2 separate regions of the Homo sapiens genome follow, and region 2 is linked to region 1. A link is a loop called in an ENCODE intact Hi-C map of the cell type or tissue named here. Cell type or tissue: lower leg skin. All regions are shown on one strand. Region 1 overlaps MTHFSD (methenyltetrahydrofolate synthetase domain containing). Region 2 overlaps LOC101928708 (a long non-coding RNA gene).

Evidence for each region. Peaks named below come from ENCODE experiments on the same cell type or tissue, not always from the same donor. Only the 100,000 strongest peaks of a DNase experiment are listed, where the experiment ranks them.
Region 2: it touches region 1 in a loop (6-fold over the local background); 1 of 110 quality-filtered maps calls a loop at or near these places.

What each region holds. Positions count from the first base shown.
Region 1 is chr16:86,540,253-86,545,252 of GRCh38, reverse strand. It overlaps MTHFSD (methenyltetrahydrofolate synthetase domain containing), which reads left to right. Exons shown (of 8, transcript NM_001159377.2): 6 at 3,040-3,152; 7 at 3,431-3,556. Among named protein-coding and RNA genes, the nearest start is that of MTHFSD, 12 kb to the left of the region's middle. In lower leg skin, no CTCF peak of the experiment used is centred here; no DNase peak of the experiment used is centred here.
Region 2 is chr16:87,216,793-87,221,792 of GRCh38, reverse strand. All of the region lies in intron 2 of LOC101928708 (a long non-coding RNA gene), which reads right to left. Among named protein-coding and RNA genes, the nearest start is that of C16orf95, 98 kb to the left of the region's middle. In lower leg skin, no CTCF peak of the experiment used is centred here; DNase peaks (open chromatin) are centred at 922, 2,972, 4,192 and 4,762.

The sequences.
Region 1 (5,000 bases):
ACATAGTAGCATGCGTGTGAGACACAGATATCTTTTTTTTTTAAGTTCCGGGATACATGTGTAGGATGTGCAGGTTTGTTACATAGGTAAACGTGTTCCATGGTGATTTGCTGCACCTACCAACCCATCACCTAAGTATTAAGCCCAGCATGCATTAGCTATTTTACCTGATGTTCTCCCTCCCACTGCCCCTGCCCTGACAGGCCCCAGTATGTGTTGTTCCCCTCCCTGTGTCCATATGTTCTCATTGTTCAGCTCCCACTTACGAGTGAGAACATGCAGTGCTAGGTTTTCTGTTCCTGCGTTCGTTTGCTGAGGATAATGTTTTCCAGCTCCATCCATGTCCCTGCAAAGGACATGCTCTCATTCCTTTTTATGGCTGCATAGTATTCCATAGTGTATATGTACCACATTTTCTTTATCCAGCCTATCGTTGATGAGCATTTGGGTTGATTCCATGTCATTGTTATTGTGAATAGTGCTACAGTGAACCTACATGTGCACGTGTCTTTAGAGTAGAATGATTTATAATCCTTTGGGTATATACCCAGTAATGGGATTGCTAGGTCAAATGGTATTTCTGGTTCTAGGTCCTCTAGAAATCAGCACACTGTCTTCCATAATGGTTGAATTAATTTACCTTCCCACCAACAGTGTAAAAGTGTTCCTATCTCTCCACAGCCTTGCCAGCATCTGTGGCCATTCTGACTGGCATGAGGTGGTGTCTCATTGTGGTTTTGATTTGCATTCCTCTAATGATCAGTGATGTTGAGCTTTTTTCCATGTTTGTTGGCTGTATAAATGTCTTCTTTCGAGGAGTGTCTGTTCATGCCCTTTGCCCACTTTTTATTGGGGTTGTTTGGGTTTTTTTCTTGTAAATTTGTTTCAGTTTCTTACAGACTCTGGATATTAGACCTTTGTCAGACAGATAGTTTGCAAAATTGTCTCCTATTTTGTAGGTTCTCTGTTCACTCTGATGATAGTTTCTTTTGCCGAGACACAGATATGTTATAGCAGTGGTCCCCAACTTTTTGGCACCAGGGACCGGTTTCATGGAAGACAATTTTTCCATGGACCAGGGAGGGGACGGTTTCAGGATAATTTAAGCACATTACATTTATTGTGTACTTTAGTTCTGTTATTCCTACATCATAATAAATCACAGAGTAATTATACAACTCATAATAAAGAATCAGTGGGAGCCCTCAGCTTGTTTTCCTGCAACTAGACGGTCCCATCTCAGGGTGATAAGAGACAGTGACAGATCAGCAGGCATTAGATTCTCATCAGGAGCACGCAACCTAGATCCCTGGCATGCACCATTCATACGAGGGTTTGCACGCCTGTGAGAATCTAATGCCGCAGCTGATCGGACAGGAGGCGGAGCTCAGACAGTAATGAGAGTGATGGGGAGCGGCTGTAAATACAGATGAAGCTTCACTCTCTCACTGCCCACCTCGTGCTGTGTGGCCCGGTTCCTCACAGGCCATGGACTAGTACTGGTCTGTGGCCCAGGAGTTGGGAACCCCTGTCTTATAGTTTTTAGGTATAGATGTATAGATATCCCTTTTCTGCATTCACAGAAGGGACGGTGGCACACACAGAGCTCCGTGCCTTGCTGGAGACTGTGTCTTAGAGCCCCTTCCTGTCAGCACTGCGGGCTGGCCTCCTGGGCCCGTGTTGAGGAACTGCACGGTGTTCTCACGTGACTGCACCTCAGTAACTGAAGCCCACCCCCGCCGATGGATGCATACGTTATGAGTTATTTCCAGATTTGGCTTTGGTCTTTTCTCTTACAGACCATGTTGGAGTGAAGTATGTTCTGTGGGATAGTCTAGGTGCACCTTTGGGGCTATCCATGGGGGCCAATGCCTCGGAGGGGAGTTGCTGAACTGAAGGGTGGATTGTCAGCCTTGATGTTGCCACCAGAAGGGCCGCTCACTTTCGGCCCTCAACAGTGGTGCCTGGCCTCTTTTCCCGCTTCCTTGTTCCTAGCTGGAGTGAGCCAGCTTTGACTTTGAGCAGTCCGCTAGTGAGCAGTGACTAGCATCTCCTTTGCCTTTGATTTGCACCTAATTAGGAGGCAGTCAAGCATTTTTCATGTTTGCGGCTTATCTGCCTGTCATTTTCTGTGAACTGTTCATATCCTTTGCTATTTTTCTGTTGAATTTTCTTTCTCTTGTTTCTCTGCATGCACAGTTGAAGGTTTTGAATTGTCAAAGTAGCTTGATCAGATGTGAGTCTTAGACACGGCAGCAGTGATGCGGGTGCTCTGCGGGTGATGCTGCTGGTGGCACTCGCTGGCCTCAGTTTCTGAAGTGCCTCAGGCTTCTCATAAGCGGAATTGTAGCTTCTCCATGGGGGCCAGAAGGCATTTGATGTATCCTGTCTTCCTGCATTTTTGTCTCTGAATAGCTGATTTGGCTAGAGAGGCTGTTAAACCTCGATTTCATCTTAGCTACTCTTTTAGGCTCAGATAATCCTTTTGTTGTGCCACTAATTACAAATTTGCAAAACGCTTTAGTACTGCTTAAACCGTCCCTCAGGACCTGGTATCTAGTGGTGAGTATTCAGTGCTTTTGAAGAAACAAGGCCATGCCCTCACACACTCCTGACTTCAGAGCAGCGATTTTCCCTCCGAGGTAAGTTGATTAAACATGTTTTGCTTTCAGTGGGAATTTGTTTTTAGTCTTTTTGAGAACTGCTCTTTTCATTCTTTTTAAGTATGAGTCTTGCTAACATAAAGCTGACATGAGTGTGATCTGTTTCCCTTTGTGACATGCTTGAACGGTCCAGTGTTCACGTCATTGTAGTTTCACCACCTGACATTGGCCGTGTTGTTATTCCTGTTGAATGCCCAAAAGTCCATCGTCAGTGTGGGCTGCTTGTGGGCATTTGGTGGGCATTTCTGTGAAAATTTCTATAGATTAGCTCGGGATATTGGGTTCAAGTTTCTTCTTCCACTGGACCTGATGGAAAATCCACTTCTCAGCGATGCCCCGGACCGCACAGCGATACTGATTCTCGGTTGTCTCTTAGGCTGGAGAATCGGGAAGGGAGAAGGCTACGCCGATCTGGAATATGCCATGATGGTATCCATGGGCGCCGTCAGCAAGGAGACGCCGGTGGTCACCATCGTCCACGACTGCCAGGTGCTCCTTATGAATGGGCTGAGCAGAGCCACTGCCATTCTCTTCTGAGGGAGCAGGGGGTGGGGAAGGAGACTCATCTGCTTCTGAACCATGCTGTGTGGCGAGTGGTGTGGATCAGCCAGGGCTGGACTTGCTAGTGGTACAGCGGCTAAGCCTTAGCCCCAGAGTGGATTTGGGGGTGCTTCTCTAGCCAGCCTCACGTTCCCACCGAGCGGGGCAGTGTGCACGACTGCAGTGGCATTCCCAGCAGCCCCTTTATCCCTCCTCTCTTCCCCCAGGTCGTGGACATCCCTGAAGAGCTTGTTGAGGAGCACGACATCACTGTGGACTACATCCTCACTCCAACCAGAGTCATCGCCACAGGCTGCAAGCGCCCAAAGCCAATGGGAATCACCTGGTTCAAGGTGGGTCACGGCAGTGGCCAGCTCTGGCCTGTAGCTTAGCGGCTCCTCCTCTTTTAAGTGTTTTCTGTCTGGCATGGGAGCTGTTGGCAATCCCAGCATGGCTGTATGTTAGAATCACCCAAGGAGCTTTTGAGCAATTTGGCTCCTGAATGACCATGTCCAGGCCCAGGCCTAAGAATCTGCGTATGGATCTCTGGGATTCGAAAAAGCAGCTAGGTTTAAAATCTGCCTCTGTAGATGGCAGAAATGGCCACATGGGCTGGGAGGGTGAATGCCTTGAAGCTTTACTTGCCCCCTGTTTTTCATTTTTAAGAGTTGTTTTCTGCCATCCCAGGCGCAGCAAGCTCTGCCTGGTGTTATCTCATTGGTCTTCCCTTTTTAAATCCAGATTTTTTTTTTTTTTTTACTGACGATCTGGATCTTCAAGCAGATCTAGCCTGAGTAGGAGGCAGTACCAAGCCTTTGTACATTTTATGCATTTGTGGTTTTTATCTCCAGATTAGGTAATGGCACAGGTTGCAAATTAGTCTGCAGTAGGAGTTTGACCCTGCAAATCAGCCTGTAGGTTATGATGCTGTCTCTGCTGGCAAACAGCCAGAATTACTGAGAAGACATTTGTGCTTCGTGTGGACAAAACTACTGGTCAAATAAGCATACGTGTCCACGTCTCCCATTCTTTAATCCCAAATCATTCACCGTTTGAATCCCTCCTTTGGGCATGGAAAATTAACAACATCACCTCTAAGGATGAACACAGAATACCTGCTGCTTTTGCCACAGCCCAGCCGGGACTTTCCCTGCAGGTGTCCTGGGCAGGCACTGCTGGGGACTCCCAGGTGTGCACTCCTCGGTTGGCCGCTGATGAACGCAGAGGGAACAGCCTTTGTAACCCAGAGTGTATGGGCGGCCCTCTAAGCGCACCAGGAGCACTGGGAAAGAAGGTGGTCACTGCTCTTCCAGGAAATGAAAATATCCCTTGATGTCTTTCTTAAGAGTCTTTCACTTGGGAACTCTGGTCCACAGCTTCCTTGTAAGTGGAAGCCAATGCACGAGACAGAGCATAAGGCTGGCGGCTCCTCAGAGCCGAGAACAGGGATGGTGGGAAGGTTGCACAAGGGCATTAGCCACAGCGAAGCTGCTGGCAGTCCCTCTAGGCCTGCGCGTCATAGAAGGGGCCCATTGCAGCCGTATTAGGGGGAGCCTGGACAGCCTCCTCTGGCAGAGAGCTAGGAACAGCCTGGTTACATTCTGAAGATTTTAACTAGAAAAGTAGCAACAAATGAAGTCATCGGACACGTTAGGTGAATATATCCTCCTACAGAAAAGCAAACCAAACTCAGCCAGGGTTCCTGAGGGTCAGCACTGTGGGGGAGGGAGGGCATCGGGGGCTTCGCTGTTTGTCGAGACCCTCTTCCAGGAAAGTCACTGTTTATGAGGCCTCAGC
Region 2 (5,000 bases), 680 kb before region 1:
GGTGAGGGTGATAATGGATGATGATGGTGGTGGTGATGGCGATGGTGGTGGTGGTGGTGATGGTGATGGTGGTGATGATGATGGATGACGGTGGATAATGATGGTGGTGGTAGTGATGGTGATGATGATGGTGACAATGGTGATGATGATGGTGAAGATATATTATGGTAATGGTTATGATGATGGTTATGATGTTGGTGATAATAAGTGTTTCTTGATAGGCTGAAGACTTTGACAGAATATATTATTGCATTCTAGGAAGATGTGAAGGAATTCAGCCACTCCTGGATGTTTTCTCTGCTTACTGCTGAAATGCCACTATTGAGTCCTTTATTGGGACTCAGCCTCATAACCCTCAATCTCCAAATGTATTATTTTTTCCTTTATGATATTGTCTTTACCTCTTGTTTAAGAAATCTTTCTCAAAATTTATAAAGCTATTTCCTGTGTTTTCCTCCACATTTTTAATTTTTTTGCCTTTCATATTTAGTTATTTAATGTATCTGGAGTTTACTGTTTTTCTATGAGTTGAACTAGGAATTTAGTTTTTATTACTTTATAATGGAATTCCTACTTTGCCACACCTCCAAGTATCCTTTAGTGCTTTTTTGTTGATCTGAACAATTTCCAGATTGTTAGGGGTTTTTTTGTTTTATTTGTTTGTTTTTTTGAGACAGAGTCTCACTGTGTCACCTAGGCAGGAGTGCAATGGTGCAGTCATGGCTCACTGCAGCCTCGACCTCCCAGGCTTAGGTGATCCTCCCATCTCAGCTTCCCAAGTAGCTGGGATAACAGGTACTCATCACTATGCCTGACTAATTTTTTTTTTCTCTTTGTAGCGATGGGGTCTTGCTGTGTTACCAGGGCTGGTCTTGAACTCCTGGGCTCAAGAGATCCTCCCACCTCGGCCTCCCAAAATGCTGGGCCACCATGCCCACCCATGAGCCACCATGCCCAGCCCATTTGTGCTTTAAGACATTGACCATGTATCTCAGTATTGGAAAGACAGCTTGTATCTTGTACTCCGCTGTGTGACTTATTTGAGTAACTTTGCTTCTCTGAGCCTCAGTTTCCTCATCTGTAAATGGGGAGACTAATTGAGTCCTGTCTACCTTTCAGGAGTACACTGAGGGCCACATGACATAATATATGTGAAAGTGCTTTGCAAACTGCAAAGTGTTTTGGAGGCTTCTAAGTCATGTGCTGGTGACTTTTGGCGAACCTTCTCTCTATGAGATATGTGTGTTTCGGGCTAGTCATTAATCCCAAATGGCCAGAGGAAGGGGGCTTTGAGCTCCATGGGCTTTGAAATTCCTTCAAGAGTTCTGTGCACTTTGTAAGTTATAGGCTGGCTCATATTATGCAATGGTTGTGACTCGTATTTTTTTCTCATGGGCCTACGTGGAGACGGTGTGCAGAATCTCGAGTGATGTCACGTTGGGGGTTGCAGGAAAGATGTCTTACACACTCCAGAATCTAATCCTTCATTTCCATGTTGAATAATAGTGACAGTGTCTGCCATTCACTGAGTGCCCTTAATGTCCTAGTCACTGTATGTGTGTTAACTGCAAAGTAGCTACCATTATCCCTATTTTACAGATGAGGAACCTATGGCATGGAAATGTCAGTGTGAAGGGGCTTTCTCATGACCACAGAGCTTGGAAAAGGCAGAGTTAGGAGTGGGATTCATGTTCTGTGACCCCAAAGTCCATGTTCTGTTTAGGGTACCATGCTGGCTTATCTGGTTTTTGTTCTCTGCCAGCCAACTAACATCAGTAACCAACCAACTAATGAACAATGATCCACCCACCCAACCAACTACCCAACCAACCAATCAGCTCATCAACAACCAGCCACCAACAACAAGCCACCAACCACCAACCATGCATGTTAGCATCAGTCATGTGCTCAGCACTGAGCTTCGGGAGGGAGAGGACATTCTGTCCCGGTCCTCGAGGAACTATGGGTCTGTGCCCTATTGCACTGCATTCTAGAGGTGCGTTCAGCGTCCTCGGCTGGATCGTCGCTTCTTTGGGGTGGGAGTTACAACCTGGTGGCCTCTGTATTGTTAGTGCCCAGCACAGGGGCGTGTGGCCGTCTGGGACAGGAGTGGGTGTGGGGCTCAGTAAATATCACACACACACGCTCTCACACACTCACCCTCTCACACACACATGCACTGACTCACACTTACGCAGTCTTCACACATACACACACACCTGCACTCACACACATTTATGCATTCTTCACGTACACATATACTCACATTTACACATACACACATGCACTCATACACTCACACACGTGCACACAAATTCACACACATGCACTCACACTTATGCAGTCTTCACACATACACACACATGCACTCACACGAATTCACACACACATGCACAAACTCACATTCACACAGCACAATCTCACATTCACACACACACATGCAGTCACACAAACACACATATGCACTCATATGCACTCACATATTCTCACATACATATGCACTCACACACACTCAAAACACATTCAGCCTCTAAACATGTCTGCATGCATGCATTCGTCCAGAGTCACGCTCATACGCTTGCACACTCCCTGTCACACTTTCACACACACATTGATTCTCAATTTCACACCCTCACTCTCACACTCTCATACACACATTCATGCACGCTCTCACACATACTTTACCTCTGTCTCTCTCACACGGACACACATACACACCCTTCCTTGAGCATGAAACACAACACGTGACGCACTGTGGGAGGAAGGAAGGGGCCACACATCTTTCAGAGCCTTAATTGGACGTGCTCAGGAGTCAGATCCCTACTGGGTGTCAGATCTGCACTCTGACGGGGTCAGATCCGAGCTCAGGTCACATCTAAGCTTGGGGTCAGGTCCGAGCTCGGGGGTCAGGTCTGTGCTGGGGGTCAGATCCGCTTGGGGGTCAGGTCTGCGCCCGGGGGTGGGGCAGGTCTGTGACCTGGGGTCAGACTCTTGCTGGGGGGTCAGGTCTGCACCCTGGGGTCAGGTCCGTGCTGGGGGTCAGGTCCGTGCTGGGGGTCAGGTCTGTGCTGGGTGTCAGATCCGTGCTGGGGGTCAGGTCCGCGCCCTGGGGTCAGGTCTGTGCTGGGGGTCAGGTCCGTGCTGGGGGTCAGGTCTGTGCTGGGGGTCAGATCCGTGCTGGGGGTCAGGTCCGCGCCCTGGCGTCAGGTGCGTGCTGGGGGTTAGGTCCACACCTGGGGGTCAGGTCCGTGCTGGGGGTCAGGTCTGTCCTGGGGGTCAGGTCTGCGCCCTGGGGTCAGGTCCGTGCTGGGGGTCAGGTCCGTGCTGGGGGTCAGGTCCAAGCTCGGGGATCAGGTCCGTGCTGGGGGTCAGGTCCGTGCTGGGGGTCAGGTCCACGCCCTGGGGTCAGGTCCGTGCTGGGGGTCAGGTCCGAGCTCGGGGATCAGGTCCGTGCTGGGGGTCAGGTCCGCGCCCTGGGGTCAGGTCCATGCTGGGGGTCAGGTCCGTGCTGAGGGTCAGGTCTGTGCTGGGGGTGAGGTCCATGCTGGGGGTCAGGTCCGCGCCCTGGGGTCAGGTCCGTGCTGGGGGTCAGGTCCGTGCTGGGGGTCAGGTCCGTGCCCTGGGGTCAGGTCCGTGCTGGCGGTCAGGTCCGTGCTGGGGGTCAGGTCCGAGCTCGGGGATCAGGTACGTGCTGGGGGTCAGGTCCGCGCCCTGGGGTCAGGTCCGTGCTGGGGGTCAGGTCCGTGCTGGGGGTCAGGTCCGCGCCCTGGGGTCAGGTCCATGCTGGGGGTTAGGTCCACACCTGGGGGTCAGGTCCACACCTGGGGGTTAGGTCCACACCTGGGGGTCAGGTCCGTGCTGGGGGTCAGGTCCGTGCTGGGGGTCAGGTCTGCGCTGGGGGTCAGGTCCGCGCCCTGGGGTCAGGTCCGTGCTGGGGGTCAGGTCCGTGCTGGGGGTTAGGTCCACACCTGGGGGTCAGGTCCGTGCTGGGGGTCAGGTCCGTGTTGGGGGTCAGGTCCGTGTTGGGGATCAGGTCCGTGTTGGGGGTCAGGTCCGTGCTGGGGGTCAGGTCCGTGTTGGGGGTCAGGTCCGTGTTGGGTATCAGGTCCGTGTTGGGGGTCAGGTCCGTGCTGGGGGTCAGGTCCGTGCTAGGGGTCAGGTCCGTGCTGGGGGTCAGGTCCGTGTTGGGATCAGATCTGTGCTCTGGTCTGCGGTGGGATCCATGCTGGAGGGTCAGCTCCGCCTCAGGTGGTTGAGTGAAACGCAGGTGAGATGGTGCCTGCCTGGAGCCCTCCCCTTAGGGGAGCAGAGCAACCTCCCTAGGGCGGCCGCCTGGCTTGGGGAAGCTGTCAGGGGCTCTGCGCGGGTGGTGGGCTCGCCCTAGCGGAAGGAGCCCTGAATTGGGGTCAGGGGTCCGAGCTCAGCTGTGCCACTCACACCTTGGGTGGCCTGGGCCGGCCCCAGCCACCGGGATCGGCCCTCATTTTCTGCACACGGCCACTGAGGCCCAGGGCCCGAGCGCCCGCTCTCCAAAGCCCCTTCCTGGAAACTCTGGCGTTTCCCGTCTTTGCTGGCTGCTCATTAACAGGGCATTTTCATTTTCCAGTCCGCATTCCAGCTTCCTCCCGTGGGCCTCACCCCCTGGCAGGGAAGCGGGCGCTGCGCGGATTCTCCGAAAGGCCCCAGGAAAGGACGAGGGGCCGGCAGGCGCCTTAAATGCCAGCCCCTCAGTGGGCACCAGGGACACCGCGCCTGGGTTCCGGGACTCTCGGTCCCAGTCTGCTGGGAAACCGGGTGTTTTCTTACCCAAGCCTGAGTCACCGCCGGTGAAGTGGACGGGCGAAAAGTCTGGGGCTCAGGGCAGACCACACAGCGAGTGTGCGCAGCTCAGCCCCGGCCTGGACGGCCCCTCCCAAAGCCCCGCTGCGGGAGGGGCTGTGGGAGACCCACGTGTCTTTCTCCCGTTTCTGGGGCCCGTGTGAGCTCCCTGGGGGCTGACA